2 separate regions of the Homo sapiens genome follow, and region 2 is linked to region 1. A link is a loop called in an ENCODE intact Hi-C map of the cell type or tissue named here. Cell type or tissue: right lobe of liver. All regions are shown on one strand. Links, peaks and the distances in the headings refer to the core of each region. The heading gives the core; the rest is flanking DNA. Region 1 has its middle 11 kb from the start of TMT1A. Region 2 holds the start of TMPRSS12 (transmembrane serine protease 12).

Region 1 (8,631 bases), core at 314-8,313:
CTTTCCAGGGTGTGTAACCACCCATGGACCTCTGCTTATTGGATTAGTTATGCTCACCAATGTAGCAGTCCTGCACCCCTTTTCCCGCCTTTCTTGACCACAAAGAAAGGGGTCCAGGCTGCTGGATTCTAGCAGCATGCCCAACATTGCCTTTGTGCTCAGGGGTGAGTCCTAGAGCTGGGCTGGGTTCCTGAGTATTTCATAACAACCCAGCTGCCCCATCAAGATGCATTCTCATAAACAACAGTTCTTATGCAAATTCATTTAGAGAGGGTGTAGGTAAGCTTTTGAGTCAGGATATTGATAGTCTTTTTTGATTCTGTAAGTACTTTAAGGCTTGTCTGGGAGCAAACAGCTCGCACTTTTGAGGAGACCAATTATTAGGCAATTTTTCTAACTCTGCTTCCAAAAGAGTCTCCCTATCAATTACTGAATACCCATTGTGGTTTTTCCCTCAATCACCTGGGAGGAAACTTCTATCATCCTGTCCTGAAGGGAGTTCCTCCTAGGTCTGGCCGGACCTTTGTATGGTAATTAAGATTTAAATCCCCTGTTAGGAAATCTGCTGGGTTAAGGGAATTATCAGCCGTTGGTGTTAAATTACCTTTTTCTAACAGAATAGACCCATACTTTACGATTTTTTAGTTAGTAAGCTACCTTTTTGCTTTTTTGACTTAGAATAATTCTGAACTGGTGAGGTGTGCTCACAATGAGGTTTCCTTTAAAAGTTACTTTTCTACTTTCTTCTGTTAGCAAAGCAGTTGCCGCTACAGATTGAATGCATCCACGGGTTACTGGGTTAAGGATTTTTGATAGGAAAGCTACGGGTTGTCAGTGGTCTCAGTGTTTTCAGGCTATGCCCTTGTTTACACTGACAACAAGGTAGTATTGGAGTGTTATAGGGAAGACCTTCAATTATCAATTATAGGTTTTAAATTTACCCTGGCTTTTAAAGGAATAGGGCATACTGTTGTTGTTGTTGTTTTGTTTTGTTTTACTATTTCTATCTTTCTCTTTTTCTCTTTGACTCTTTCTCTCTCTCTCCTCTGTCTCTCTCTCTCTCTCTCTCCCCTCCATCTCTCTCTTCACTCCTCCGTCCCTCTCTCCTCCTCTTAGCCATTACAAACTTGGGTCCCTGGCAAGGGTGGTGGGGAAAGGGTCCCACATAACTGCCCATGTCGAGAACTGTATACCTAAATCGGGAGGGACACCAGGGATAAGACTTCCTGGGTTTATAGCCTAGATGCCTAAGGACACAGCATAGAGCTTTCTTAGATCCCTTTGGAGATACAACTTGCTAGAGGAAATGCAAGTCTGAACCATTGGTACCTAGGAGGCAGGGATCAGAGGAAGTAGATTCAGAGGTAACGAGAATTTTGGGGCTACACTTTCAAGAAAGTCGTGGTTGGGACCCAGGAGGTATGGGTCAGAAGAAAAGGTACGGGGGCATGCATGGGTGACTGTTGAACAGAGACTTCTGGCTGTGCCATGATCTCAATCGGCTAATGCTGGGAGTTTGGAATGACAGCTTTCTGTCTCTAGTCAGCCCTCGGCTTCCCCAAGAAAATTGAAAGCAGAAGCTGGTTCTAGGCAGATGAATGCTCCCAACCCAGAAGGGTTGGGTGTTGTTAGAAAGTCCTTCCCCAGACAGCCTCACACCTGAGTCTTAAGTCTGACAGCCATGCTAATCGTTTTTAACTGGCCGACAGGTGCCCGGTATTTTCCGCCAATTCTAAGGAAAGACAGGACAGAATAGCAAGCGAAAGTGGTCCAATATTACTCACTGCTTTGGAGGTCCCTTCGTGGTCACCAAATGTTAGTGGTGGGTCCTTTCTCCCAGAGCTCCCAAGATGGTGGTGGGCTGCTTCCAAAATGGCAGCAGGCCACTTCCAAGATGGTGGCAAGCCTTGTGTTCTCTGACCTGGGGTTTTCGCCTCACGGATTCCAAGGAATGGAATCTTGGGCCATGTGGTGAGTGTTATAGCTCTATTAGAAGCCGTGGGTCATGGAAGAGAACCGTGGAACCCAGTGACTAGTGTTCAGCTCAATTAGGATGCACCCAGGCTAAAGGGCACTTAGCCGTGCAGGAACAATGGTGAGCCTTTAGCCCGATCGGAAATGGCAATGGGCACCTGGCTGGATCAGGAGCACAGTGGACACCCTGCCAGATCCAGAGGGATGGAAGTCAGCAGTGGGTCTGTGATGGTGGAAAACAGCAGTGATGGACGGAGAGCGAAAGCTCAGCTTGAGCCATAAGAAACACAGATCAGAAGAGAGTGCAGTTGCAAGATTTAACAGAGTGAAAACAGAGCTCCCATACAAAGGGAGGGGACCTATCAGGGGAACCCGCCCCCAGTTAGAACTACTGATAAGGGTCTATGTTCAGCAGTGTACGTATTGTCTTGATAAACATATTAAACAACAGAAAACAGGGTTCAAGAGCAGAGAACCAGTCTGACCACAAATTACCAGGACAGGGTTTTTCCCCACCCTAGTAAGCCTGAGGGTACTGCAGGAGACCAGGGCGTATCTCAGTCCTTATCTCAACTGCATAAGACAGACATTCCCAGAGCAGCCGTTTATAGACCTCCCCCCCAGGAATGCATTCGTTTCCCAGGGTATTAATATTAATATTCCTTGCTAGGAAAATAATTTAGCAATGTCTTCCCTACTTGCACGTCCATTTATAGGCTCTCTACAAGAAGAAAAATATGGCTATTTTTGCCCAACCCCACAGGCAATCAGACCCTATGGTTGTCTTCCCTTGTTCCCTAAAAATTGCTGCCACTCTGTTCTTTTTCAAGGTGCACTGATTTCATATTGTTCAAACACACATGTTCTACAATCAATTTGTACAGTTAACACAATTATCACAGTGGTCCTGAGGTGACCTACATCCTCAGCTTACGAAGATAATAGGATTAAGAGATTACAGGCATAAGAAATTATAAAAGTATTATTTGGGAACTAATAAATGTCCATATTTAAATGAAATCTTCACAATTTATGTTCCTCTGCCTTGGCTTCAGCCGGTCCCTCTGTTCAGGGTCCCTGACTTCCCACAACAGTAACCCAAAGAGGGTAGTCATTGCCGGCTTGAATGCCTGGGTTTATATCCCGATCATTGTCCCTCCCGCTGTGCTGTCAGGCAACAGAAAATTGGCTATTTCTTTACCTCCTGTTTTTGCCTAATTAGCTTTTTAGTGAGCTCTCTTTACTACGTGATTGGTCGGGTGTGAGTTAAGTTGCAAGCCCCCTGTTTAAAGGTGGATGTGATCACCTTCCCAGCTAGGCCTAGGGATTCTTAGTTGGCCTAGAAAATCCAGCTAGTCCTGTCTCTTACAAGTACCTGCAGATGCTACCAACTGACTCATCCAGAACCCCAGGCTGGACTTACTGAAAAAGTCTTTCCCTGCCAAAGCTAACCTGTAAAGGCAGAAGAGGTGACTACTTCCTCAAAAACACAGACAGCAACACAAGGACATAAGAATCACAAAGAATCAGGGAAACATGACACCACCCAGAGTAAACTAATAAAGCTCCAATCACTAACCCTAAAGAAATGGAGATCTATGAAATGGCTGACAAAGAATTCAGAATAATCCTCTTAAACAAGTTCAGTGAACTACAAGAAAACAGAGATAGACAACTAAACAAAATAAGGAAAATACATGGAGAAAATAAGACGTTCAACAAAGAAATAAAAACAAAAAAAGAAAACCTATAGCTGAAGAAAAATGTAATAGAGATCTTCAACAGCAGACTCAAACAAGCAGAAGAACCTATGAACCCTAAGACAAGTCATTTGAAATTAAACAATCAGAGGAAAAAGAAATAAAAAAACAAAAGAGTGAAGAAAGTCTATGAAACATTTGGCTATCAAGTGAACCAATATACAAATTATAGAGGTACCAGGAGAAGAGATAGAGAAAATGGTAGAAAGTCTACTTAAAGAAATAATGGCTGAAAACTTCCCAAATTTAGGGAGAAATGGACATCTAGATACAGGAAGCCAAAGCTTCCCAAAAAGGTTCAATTAAAAGAGGTCTATGCCAGGTAAGGTGGCTCATGCCTGTAATCCCAACACTTTGGGAGTCCAAGGTGGGCAGATCATAAGGTCAGGAGTTTAAGACCAGCCTGGCCAGCATGGTGAAACCTCATCTCTACTAAAAATACAAAAAATTAGCTGCACATGGTGGCAAGCACCTGTGGTCTCAGCTACTTGGGAGGCTGAGACATGAGAATCACTTGAACCCAAGAAGCAGAGGTTGCAGTGAGCTGAGATCACTCCATTGCACTCCAGCCTGGGTGACAGAGTGAGATTCTGTCTCCAAAAAAAAAAATTATACCAACACACACTATAAATTGTCAAAAGTCAAAGAAAAAAAGTGAATTTTAAAAAATTTAGCTAGGCATGATGGTATATGTGCCCATAGTCTTATCTACTCAGGAGAGACTAGGGCAGTAGAATTGCTTGAGCCTGGGAGATTGAGGCTGCAGTGAGCTATGATTGTGCTTTCCCATAAAAGCCTTTGCATTTAACTGTAAAAATGGCAACCCTCTTCCAGGTCCCCTCTCCACAGCACAGAGCTTTCTTCTTTCTCTTATTAAACTTTTGCTCCAACCTCACCCTTGGTGTCTGCACTCCTTAACTTTCTTGGTGGTGAGACAAAGGACTCTAGGTACTACCTCAGGGACATTGTGATGCACCGGCAAGACTGTAACATTTTGGTTCCTTGACTGGGAGATATCAGAAGGGTGAGTAGGAGCAGATCTCCAAACTTTTTTTTTTTTTTTTTGAGACAGAATCTTGCTCTGTTGCCCAGGCTGGAGTGCAGTGGCACCATCTCAGTTCACTGCAAACTCTGCCTCCCAGGTTCACACCATTCTCCTGCCTCAGCCTCCTGGGTAGCTGGGACTACAGGCACCTCCCACCTCGCCTGGCTAATTTTTTGTATATCTAGTAGAGACAGGGTTTCACCGTGTTAGCCACAATGGTCTCAATCTCCTGACCTCATGATCCGCCCGCCTCAGCCTCCCAAAGTGCTAGGATTACAGGCGTGAGCCACCATGCCCTGCCACCTCCAAACTCTTTACTTTCATTTCTGAAGCTGCTTCTCAGTTTTTTTTTTTTTTTTTTTTTTTTTTCCCCCTGAAGACCAAACAAGACACTGGGCCCCTGCCAGCCAGTTAAAAGATTTTAGAGTGGCTGTCAGCCTTACAAGACTCAGGGGACAGGTTTGCTGGAGAGTCAATCCTGCATTGCCATCAGGTGGTGGGAATGTTGGCTCTGTTCTAATCTAGTTTCCTTTCACAGAGGACCTAGCCATCGCATGGGGCTAGAAGGAGGTCCTGGGGCAACTGAGGGTTTCTGGCTGAGGCTACTCCTTGGTGTTACCTGAAGAGCCCCTAGAATAACTTCAGCTTCTGAGAGCCCATCAATGGTGTCCACACCAGGACTTCCAGACTTTTCTATAGCATTTTCTTCCTTTCTTTTTCGTGGCTATCATGTCTCCTATCCTTTCTTTGTATGCTATGTTAAGGGAGTTTTTACAGCCTAGGCAGATAATCTTCTTGGGTAAAGTTAGTGAGTGCCTTAGTAACCAGGAATGTAACTTTAAAAATTGCTGCTTCTCTGATTTCCTTGAGATGGGGGGATTTCAAGATTTCAGTCTAAACTTTCACCTAGTGAGGGCCTTTTTGACCCCCAGTGATAGGCATTCATAGCACTATATGGGAGGATATTCCACCCTAAGTAAACACCCTCCTCTCCATTTGGGTTTTCTAAGAGCTCAGCATTGACAAACGAATTTTCTTCTGCTGGGTGGCATACTATGGGGGTAGCCTATTAAGACCCAGACCTCTCTTTCTAACCTCTGCCTAAAAAGAATTTGGAGTCAGAGTTTTTACCTAACATTTCAAACCCTACAACACCACCAAATGGGATGGGATTTTTCATGGGGAGTCTTGTCAGTTCTTTGCCCAAAATCTCTAGTTCCCCAATTCCTTTCATTGTTATATCCCTCTCTCAGTGCTCAGGCCCCATGCCCTATTTGTAGATAGTAAAACTCCCCTTTCAACATGTGGGAGGAAGCCACCCTGGTGAGACAGATTTTAGCCTCAGTGCTATCCCCATCAGATATTCTTACATTCTTTTGAGGCATCTGTTCTGCATCCAGCTATGTTGGCATCCAAGAAAGGAAGGGATCTTATGTTTAAAAGTCAATTGGTCCCATTCTCTAGGAATTCATTACTTTGCCTGGGCAGTAATAAGGAGATATAAGGGTAGGGTTAAACCACTCACTCCATTAAAGGGTCTTGCCCAAATTCAACTACTGCATAATCTCTCCCGGGCCCCTAGGGTACTTCTGGAAGCCTTATAGGCCAAGTGGGTCTAAGAAACCAGCAGGGTGGAGAGCTAGGGCCTCACTCAGATAAACATGACTCTTCCTGCTGACTAGCTTCTCCAGATCCATTGGTGAAGGTCATGCTTGCATCCATGGGTGGCACCTGTGATGTTCGCTGGGACCCAGAGGAGATGGGAGGAAAGAGAAGGGGGATACCCCTTCTATCTTTCTCTCCACACTGGGTCGCTCTGAAAGGAGGAGGGAGACTAAGGGACACATTCTCCCCTCTCTTTCCAGATGGGTAACAACCCATCTTTAGCCTGCACTTCCCTTGAGTACAGCCTGGATCAGTGGAATTTCTCTGACCCTCAGACTCTAAAAATAGTGCCTCATATTCTTTTGTACTTGGGCATGGCCATCTCACCAAGTGCAGAACTTGGGGAGGCCTGGTCTCTTCAGGAAAGTGCCTTTTTTTTTTGAACCAGAGTCTTGCTCTGTCACCTAGGCTGGAGTGCAATGGTGCAACCTCAGCTCACGGCAACCTCTGCCTCCTGGATTCAAGTGATTCTCCTGCCTCAGCCTCCCGAATAGCTGGGATTACTGGTGCCCGCTGCCATGCCCAGTGAATTTTTGTATCTTTGTAGAGACGGGGTTTCACCCTGTTGGGCAGGCTGGTCTTGAAATCCTGACCTCAGGTGATCTGCCCACCTTGGTCTCCCAAAGTGCTGGGATTACTGGCATAAGCCACAGCGCCTGGCTACTCATTTCAACACTATCCAGCAACTAGACCTTTTCTGCAGGCAGGAGGACAAATGGTCTGAAGTCCCCTATGTGCAAGCCTTCTTTGCCTTGAGAGGCAACCCAAATCTTTGTCAGCACTGCATAATTGACCCTCCTCTTTTAGCAGTCATATCAGACAAGCATGCAGGAGATAATTCCCCAAAGTCAAAGAAACAACCCCCTGGGGAACCCTTAAATGCAACTTCCAGATGCCCTGGCCCTTCTTCCCCCCAACATTCACATCATCAGCTCCTCCAGTTCTACCACCCAAACCCCCAGACTTTTTTTTTGAGACAGAGTCTTGCTCTGTCGCCCAGGCTGGAATGCAGTGGTGCCATCTCAGCTCACTGCAAGCTCCGCCTCCTGGGTTCACGCCATTCTCCTGAGTCAGTCTCCTGAGTAGCTGGGACTACAGATGCCCACCACCACGCCAGGCTAATTTTTTGTATTTTTAGTAGAGACAGGGTTTCACCGTGTTAGCCAGGATGGTCTCAATCTCCTGACCTCGTGATATGCCTGCCTCGGCCTCCCAAAGTGCTGGGATTACAGGTGTAAGCCACAGTGCCCGGCCCCAAACCCCCAGATTTTTCTATGGTATTTTTCCTTCCTTTTTTCATGGTTTGAAATGGCTCTTCTCTCTTTATGATATCCCTCCAAACTGGGAAAAGTTAATTTCTCAAACCTTAAACCTTAAAATTCTTGGCTTAGAATTGATTGTGGGGAGGGCACCCAGAAGCCTGCCATGCCATTCCAAAAAGGTAAAAGGGTTGTTTTTTGTTTGTTTGTTTTGTTTTTTTACCAGTTTAGCTTTTGGCTTCTCTCTCCCTGTGCAAACCAGTAAAAGGAATAATAAGGATCACTGTTTATATTCTCTGTAAAGCTTTGATTAATGAAAAAGGATTTATGAAGTTGGTCTTAAGCTGTAGCCAATCTGGTGTGCTTTGCATGTCTTTCTGTACGGTTCTGTCAGAAAGAGGGGTACCTTAGGATGGAATGTGGGTCTAGAGCTCCATAAGCCCACTGTTCAAGCCAGCCTGGTAAACTGGTCAATAACAAACTTTGCTATAGGCCTCCATCTTGTTTTACATCCTTGGAAGTGTGACCTGTAACCATGTGGCAATACTTTGTTTTAATCTCCACCATTTTACAACGATGGCCCGAGTTCAATCCTGGCTTGGAGAATGAGTACCTTTGGGTTAATGTCTGTATGACTTTTGCCATTTGCTGATTCTGTTCCCCTCCATGAACAACTTCTAGCTTCCCTTCTTAAATCTTCCTTTCTCTGAGTTGCCTTTAAAGGTTCTAGATTTTGTACAAGTGTGGCCACCCAGTAGGTTCACCTTGCCCACTGCCTCAAAAGAGCTGATTTATTGGGATGGGGGAATTGAAATGGAGAGGGGGTGATTCATGTGGGGCTGGCTGTGTGGGAGACCATAGTTTTGTTATTGCTCTGGTCAGTCTCCCTAAGCATTTGGGGAGCAGAGTTTTTGAGGCGGCTTGGTGG
Region 2 (8,631 bases), core at 299-8,298, 72 kb before region 1:
AGGCTGAGGCAGGAGAATCACTTGAACCTGGGAGATGAAGGCTGCAGTGAGCCGAGATTGCACCACTGCACTCCAGCCTGGGTGACAGAGTGAGACTCCGTCACACACACACACAAAGAAAAAGCATCGGTGAAGACATGAGCAATGGGAACATTTATATGTTGCTAGTTGATGAGTATGTATATGTGTATATATATGTGTGTATACGTATATATGGGTGTGTGTATATATCTGTATATATATAATAATTATTATTTTTAGGGACAGGGTCTCACTCTATCACCTAGGCTGGAGTACAGTGGCATGATCATGGTTCACTGCAGCCTTGAGCTCCTCCTAGGCTCAAGTGATCCTCCCACCTCAGTTTCCCAAGCGGCTGTGATTACAGGCATGTGTCACCATGCCCAGCTAATTTTTTAAATTTTTTGTAGAGATGAGGTCTTGCTATGTTGCCCAGGCTGGTCTTGAACTCCTGGCTTCATGCAATCCTCCCACCTCAGCCTCCCAAAGTGCTGGGATTACAGGTGTGAGCCACCATGCCTGGCTTGAAGAGAATATTGGTGAAACATTCTGGAAAACAATTTGGCATTATTTGGAGAAGATGATGGTATTCTTTATGACTCAGTAATCCTACCACTAGTATGTAGTCCAGAGAGACTCATCTCATATGCATAGTAGTATTAGTTGTAATAGAAAAAACCTGGAAATAATGCAAATATCCATCAATAATAGATTCCAAAGTAGATAAATACATTGTGGCATATGCATATGATGTGTGGGAGAGAGTAAATGAATTGCAGTTAGATAACCACAGAAATGAATGTAAAGAACCTAATGCTGAGTAAAAAAACAAAAACTAGCTGCAAAAGAAAATTTATCATATGATTCCATTTATATAAAGCTCATGTAATGATTAATCTTATGTGTCAACCTAATGGGGCTAAGGGATATCCAGATGGCTGGTAATCACAACTTCTGGGAGTATCTGTGAGGGTGTTTCCGTAAGAGATGTGCATTGGAATCAGGAGAATGAGCAAAGAAGATTGTTCTCGCCACTGTAGGTGGGCATCATCTAATCTGTTGATGTCCCCAGCAGAACAAAAAGGTGAAAGAAGAACAAATTATTTCTCTTGAGCTGGGACATCTTCTCTTGTCCTCAGACATCAACACTCCTGGGTCTCAGGCCTTCAGACTCAGACTGAATCACACTGCCAGCTTTTCCTGTTTCTCCAGCTTGCAGATGGCAGACTGTGGGATTTCTCAGCCTCCGTAATTATGTGAGCCAATCCCTAAAATCTCTCTTTCTCTTTTTTTTTCCTCACTCTCCTGTTGGTTCTGTTTCTCTGGAGAACCCTGAGTAATAAAGTTCAAAAACATGCAAAACTAAAAAATATATTGTTTAAAGCAGTGCTGTATAATAGAACTCTTCACAACGGTGGAAATATTCTACAACTATGCTGCCCAGTATGGTAACAAGTGTCATGTGGCTACTGAGCACTTAAAATATGGCTAATGTGACTGAGGAACTGAATTTTTATTTAATTTAAATTTGAACTTAAATTGTCACATGTGGTGAGGGGCTACCATACTGTACGGCAAGGTTTATAACGAGAATAAATGAAATAAATACAAAATCCAGAATATTGGTTACTTCTGAGAGAAAAATAAAGACAGAATGAGGGAGAGATACACAGGGGATTTCAAAAGCAAAAATAATCTTCTTTTTCTTAAATGGGTATTCTTCTACTGTTATTCTTTAAACTGAGCATATATTTTATAAATATCCTTTTATATGTATTAAATATTCAGTAAAACAAATGTAGTGAATGGGGTGGTGTATACATGGATGTTTGTACTGTTATTAAATTCTGTGTAATCAAATAGTTTTATTTTCATAATTGCTAGCACTGAGACATGCCCCAGGTGGGAGGATAAAGCCTCCCCAAAGCCCAGGCCCCAAGCCCTGGTACTAATGCTCTTGTCCTCCATAACCATGGATCTTAAGCTTTCACTTGGAAAGGAGAGGTAGGATGTTTTGTTTTGAGGCTCACTTAATTTTCTCTAAAAAATTTTAATGGGGTCAAGGCGCAGTGACTCATGCCTGTAATCCCCGCATTTTGGGAGGCTGAGGTGGGCTGATCGCTTGACTCAGGAGTTCGAGACCAGCCTGGGAAACACAGTGAAACCCTGTCTCTACCAAAAAATACAAAAAAAAAAAAAGTTAGCCAGGTAAGGTGGCACATGCCTGTAGTCCCAGCTACTTGGGAGGCTGAGGCAGGAGAATCACTTGAGCCTGGGAGGCAGACATTACAGTGAGCTGAGATCATGCCACTGCACTACTGCAGCCTCAGTGACAGAGTGAGACTCAAAACAAAGAAACAAAAAATGTAATGGGATGAAGTTGGTTAAGCTAAGAGAGCTTCTGTGGACAAGGTCTCTTTTTCTGAGAGGAGAAATAAAGTCCTGCTTCTATTCTTAAAAATTAACAAAAACCAACAAAATTTTTAAAAAACAAAGATGGGAATAAAAGGTGAAGAAGTAGGCTGGGTGCGGTGGCTCACACCTGTAATCCCAACACTTTGGGAGGCTGAGGTGGATGGATTTCTTCAGGCCAGGAGTTTGAAACCAGCCTGGGCAATGTAGACCTTGTCTCTACTAAAAGAAAAAAAGTTGAGGAAGTGGAAAGTAGAAACTGTAATTGTAAACAACTTCTTGGGTGAAATTTTGCTATAGAGGAAAGTAGGGGATATAAAGTCAATTGAAGATTTTTCTAAGGTGGGAGAAACCAGATGTATTATCTGTTGCTGCGTAACAAATTATCCCAAAATGCAGTAGCTTAGAACAACAAAAATTTATCTCGTATTTTCTGTGGGTCAGAACTTTTAAGTGTAGTTTGGCTGGGTGTCTCTGACTTAAGGTCTCTCATGAGGTTGCAGTTAGGGTGTCAGCCAGCACTGTGGTCTCATCTGAAGGTGTGATCGGGGAAGATCTGCCTCTAAGCAGATCATGCGGTGTTGCATGATTCAGCTTTTCGTGGCTGTTCAACTGAGGACTTCAGTTCCTCAATGGCTCTTGCTGGCAGCCTCTCTACAGGGCCACAGGGCAGCTTACAACATGGCAGCAGCTTTACCTTAGAGCAACAGGACTGCAGAGAGTGCTCAGGACAGAAGTCACAATCTTTTTATAACCTAATCTTGAAAGTGGTAGCCCATCACCTCTACTTTCTATTTACTAGAAGTGAGTCACGAAATCCAGCCAACACTAAAGGAGAGGGAACTGACTAAGGCTGTGAATACCAGGAGACAGGGTTCATTGGCGGGCATTTTGTAGGCTACCTACCATACCAGAGGATATTTGTCTGCAGATAGGAGTGATCCCACCAAAGACAGGAAATGACAATGCAGGAGAGGAGAAAAGGCAGAGGAAATCCAGGAAGAAGACCTCTGCAGTTATTGATCCACTGCCTTTTTCATTTTATTTGGAGAGATGGGGTCTTGCTTTGTTGCCCAGGCTGGAGTACTGTGGCTATTCACAGGCATGATCTCACTACCAATCAACACAGGAATTTTGATCAACTCCATTTCCAGTCTGGGCCAGTTACCCCTCCTTAGGCAACCTGGTGGTTCCCCACTACCCGAAGGTCACCATATTGATGCCAAACTTAGTTGACCAGTTGACATAGCATACTACAGTCCAGAACTCCTGGGCTCAAGCAATCCTCCTGCCTCAGCCTCCTGAGTAGTAAAACTAAAAAATATATTGTTTAAAGCAGTGCTGTATAATAGAACTACAGGCATGTGCCACCGTGCCCAGCCCACTGCCTGTGTCACTGCTATTTGATGACTTGGCTGCATATACTTGCTTTATGAGTATGTTAAACCTCTACTATCTGTCATAGCAAGACCCGTCATCCTTATCACGTTGGCTATGGGTTTAAAAAAAGAAAAAAAAAGTCATCTTGCCTTGTTTACAAAGGCATACACAATCTGACCACATCTCACACACACAGAAATACACACACCCCAACTGTGTTTTTCTCCTCCTAATATCACCTTCCACTAAAATATCTGGGGAATAAGGACTTTGTTTCTTGTCAGCCCTCAGAGATCAGCTCATGCTGCAATTTGTTTCTCCAATATCACCTCCTCCACCCCAATTTCGGCACAGCTCTGAGACTCTGCTCCCTTCCCCACATGTTACCATGTGTAAGCCCCAAACTCATATACTCCTTTTATCTAATGCTGCCAACTGCACCAGCCTCGGAAGGATGGTATGAGCAAGGCAACTGTCCTTTTATTGACCTCTACGTTAACTCTCCACCACCTCACCAACTTCCCACAGCCCACACGGTCTTCTTATTACTGAAGGTGTTGGGTTAACAAAGGCAAAGTTCAGTATAGGTCAAGATAGGAATGACAGAACAATTTAAAACTGAACATTAGGTATCACTCTTAAAAACTCTGGGTTATGTTAAAGAAAAATTATTCAGTGATACTCATTAAAGCACAGCAAGGCAGACTTTATTCAGGACCATCCAGATAGGGATAGGGACCATGGCAATGGGATTTTGTAATGGGTAGAGGGACTGGGCTAAAATCCAAACAGAGCAGAGCCAAGGGAGAATTTACAGCCACGGAGCAGGAGAGACGTGTCAGTGGATGGAAAATTACTAAGAGGTAGCATCAGGAGTAATGGCATTCCGGCTAACCGACCTAACAGGATTCTTGCTGGACAGGCCAGGGTGATCAGACATCACCTGGGGGATAGTGGTGGATGAGGAAGCCGATCAGACCTTGAGGGTGAGGGGTTCTTTCTAAACTGACCTACCTATTCCTCGGCCGCCTCCCACACCTCCGGGCCTCACTCGCGCCTCCCCGCCAGGCCGTGCGCCCCGCGTGCCCAGGGCGGGTGGGAAGTACCTGCCGCCATCTTGCTCACCAGCCTCCAAAATGCGGCTGGGGCTCCTGAGCGTGGCGCTGTTGTTTGTGGGGAGCTCTCACTTATACTCAGACCACTACTCGCCCTCTGGAAGGCACAGGCTCGGCCCCTCGCCGGAACCGGCGGCTAGTTCCCAGCAGGCTGAGGCCGTCCGCAAGAGGCTCCGGCGGCGGAGGGAGGGAGGGGCGCATGCAGAGGGCAGTACCTGTTCGTGCCTGTCTCTGGGGAGCCTCTCTTACCTTTTCCCCACCGCTATAGTCTTTGAATTCGGGTTTCTCCTTTTCTGTTGTCCCAATGGCCTTTAACCAAAATTTTACATACCTAAGCAGTTTCTAGACCGGCTGTAATAACAGTAGTTGTAATAGTGAAATGACACATTTGTATTGTGAATCTGTATTTTCTCCTCAAAACATTCTGGGTTTTATCATCCCCATTTTATAGATTAATAAGTCAGGGGATAAAGAGTTGAAAGGGAGGGCTATTAGGTGACCATTTCATACTATAGTTGAGAAAAATTAGCCCAACAAGTGAAATGGTGAGCATTAGAATTTGCGGCTCTCGACTCACCGTTCCCAGGCTCTTTAACTGCTATTTCACACAGGGAAGAATGTGATACGTGGCCAAAAATTTTTATTTTTATATTTTTGGGGAATAGAGTTTTAAAATTAATGAATTGTGTTGACTTCATGTCTATTTGTAAGTAATCGATTATGGCATATTTGTCTTAACTCTCCAAGTTTCTTTCAAAATATGGGCGTGTCTCCGGTATGTTAGCTTGCTTTGTGTTTTTAACATAGGAATTTAAAGGATTGCATTAATATGTTCAGCTTAGGAAGTAACACATACTATAGATGCTCAGTCCAAATAATATATCATTTTTATTTTTAGATTGTGGAACAGCACCGCTTAAGGATGTGTTGCAAGGGTCTCGGATTATAGGGGGCACCGAAGCACAAGCTGGCGCATGGCCGTGGGTGGTGAGCCTGCAGATTAAATATGGCCGTGTTCTTGTTCATGTATGTGGGGGAACCCTAGTGAGAGAGAGGTGGGTCCTCACAGCTGCCCACTGCACTAAAGACGCTAGGTACGTATTCAGAACACAACTATTTTTATGCTCTTAGGGGATATTTTGAAGTGATAGAGGACCATTTAACTTCAGCCATTTTCAGCTAAGCTATGTTTGCAAATAGCCATAATGCCTTATATATAGTACAGTGTATTTGTTGAAAGGAATCCTTTATTTATTATTATTATTATTATACTTTAAGTTCTGGGGTACATGTGCAGAACGTGCAGGTTTGTTACATAGGTATACATGTCCATGGTGGTTTGCTGCACCCATCAACCCATCATCTAACTACATTAGGTATTTCTCTTAATGCTATCCCTCCCCTAGCCCCCTACCCAGGAATCCTTTATTTTTTACTTTTTTTTTTTTGAAATGGAGTGTCACTCTGTTACCCAGGCTGGAGTGCAGTGGTGCAATCTTGGCTCACTGCAACCTCCGCCTCCTGGGTTCATGCGATTCTTCTGCCTCAGCCCCCGGAGTAGCTGGAATTACAGATGCCTGCCATCATGTCCAGCTAATTTTTGTATTTTTAGTAGAAAAGGGGGTTTCACCATGTTGGCCAGGCTGGTCTTGAACTCTTAACCTCACGTGATCTGCCCGCCTCAGCCTCCCAAAGTTCTGGGATTACAGGTGTAAGCCACCATGCTCGATCATGGATCTTTTAAATTAGAGGCTGGTAAACTTCCTATAAAGGTAGTAAATATTTTACACTTTGAAGGTCATATGGTCTCTCTCACAATTGCATGAAAACCAGCACTGAAAATAAGTAATTGAATGAGTGTGGCTATAATCCAATAAAACTTTATGAACACTGAAATCTGAATTTCATATGTTTAACGTGTCATGAAATATTGTGGTTGATTCAGCCATTTAAAAATGTAGAGTAGGGCATGTTGGCTCATATTTGTTATCCCAATGCTTTGGGAAGCCAAGACGGGAGGATCACTTGAGGCCAGGAGTTTGAGACCAGCCTGGGAAATATAGCGAGACCCTGTCTCTATATTTAAAAAAATTGTTAATGTAAAAAACATGCTTTATGGACTGTATGAAAACAAGAGACATGCCAGATTTGGCCTTCACTATTAGACTCTTTGAAAAAGAGACTCTCTTTGCTTCATCTCCATTGACCCATAAAATCCAACTGCAGTCTGATTTTTGTGGCCAAATGCTGTTAAAGATCCACTTCCATGCCAAATCCAATGACTTCATCTCAGTTCCCATCCTTTTTGACCTCTACAGCCTTTGGCAATGTTGACCACATTCTCTTCTTGAAATTATCTCTTTTCTTGATTTCTAAGACACCATTCTCTACTTTTTTCTCCTGCTTCTTTGATGAGTCTTTGTCATCCTTTACATTGCAGTGTTTTCTAGAGTTTGCCCTCTGCCCTCTGTCATTCTGTACTCTTTCCTAGAGATGTCTAATCTACCTCTGTTTCAGCAATCACCATGTGCTGTCAACTCCTAGGTCTCTCCTGATGAGTCATATTTCCAGCTTTATTGGAGTCACATTTTAAATAAGTCCAAAATGGAATTTACTTTCCTCTGATACTATTTCTTCTCTATTTTCTCAGTTGATAGCATCATCAACAGCTCCATTACCCAGAGAGTTATCTAATTTCTCCCACTTCAGCTATCCAAGTAGTCTCCAAGGCCTGTGAAGGCTCTCTGTGCAGTATCTTACATTTGCTTCTTCTGTCCCTCCACCCTCCCTACTGATTAAAAGTACATCCAGAATATCAGTCTCTATATTCCTAGCTTATGACTTATCATACTTATATTTACACTACTACTTTGATAATAACTATCCTAATTAATATGAAATGGTAGCTCATTGTGGCTTTTATTTCCATTTCCCAAATTACTAGTGATGTTAGGCATCTTTCTATGTGCTTATTGGCCATTTGTATATCTTCTTTGGAGGAATGTCTATTCAAGTCCTTTGTCCATTTTTGAACTGGGCTCTTTGCTTTTTTGTTGTTGAGTTGTAGGAGTTCTTTATGTATTCTGGATATTAATCTGTTGTCAGACACATTATTTGCAAATATTTTCTCCCATTCTGTGGGTCATCTTTTCACTCTCGATATTGTCCTTTGATACACAAAAGCTTTTAATTTTGATGAAGTCAAATTTATCTATTTTTTTTCTTTTGTTGCCTGTGTTTCTGGTGTAATATGTAAGAAATCATTATATCAAATCCAGTATCACGAAGCTTTTCCCCTATGTTTTCTTCTAAGAGTTTTATAGCTTTAGCTCTTAGATTTAGGTCTTTGATTCATTTTGAGTCCATTTTTGCATAAGGTATCAGGTAAGGGTACAATTTCATTGTTTTACGTGCAGCTATCAAGTTTCCCCAGCACCATCTATTGAAAAGTTTGTCCTTTCCCCATTAGATGGTATTGGCATCTTCATTGAAAATCAATTGATCATATAGAGAGGGTGTATTTCTGGGCTCTCAATTCTTCTCCACTGATGTATATATCTGTCCTTATGCTAGTATCACACACTCTTTGGATTAGTATGGATCTATAGTAAGTATTTTTTCTTGGTGGTGTTTTTGTTTTTTGTTTTGTTTTTTAGACAGAGCCTTGCTTTGTCACCCAGGTTGGCATGCAGTGGCATGATCT

What was found. Hi-C counts contacts between places; a loop is a spot of excess contacts. Peaks named below come from ENCODE experiments on the same cell type or tissue, not always from the same donor. Only the 100,000 strongest peaks of a DNase experiment are listed, where the experiment ranks them.
Region 2: a loop joins it to region 1, with 2.7 times the contacts of the local background. A loop is called at or near these places in 8 of 110 quality-filtered maps.

Annotation. Positions count from the first base shown.
Region 1 is chr12:50,910,026-50,918,656 of GRCh38, forward strand. No RefSeq gene overlaps it. Among named protein-coding and RNA genes, the nearest start is that of TMT1A, 11 kb to the right of the region's middle. RefSeq lists a silencer at 2,428-2,628. In right lobe of liver, for the core only: no CTCF peak of the experiment used is centred there; no DNase peak of the experiment used is centred there.
Region 2 is chr12:50,838,016-50,846,646 of GRCh38, forward strand. TMPRSS12 (transmembrane serine protease 12) reads left to right here and starts at 4,911. Exons shown (of 5, transcript NM_182559.3): 1 at 4,911-5,136; 2 at 5,827-6,022. The coding sequence starts at 4,950. It also overlaps the pseudogene RN7SL519P. In right lobe of liver, for the core only: a CTCF peak has its summit at 4,959; no DNase peak of the experiment used is centred there; H3K4me3 peaks cover 401 bases.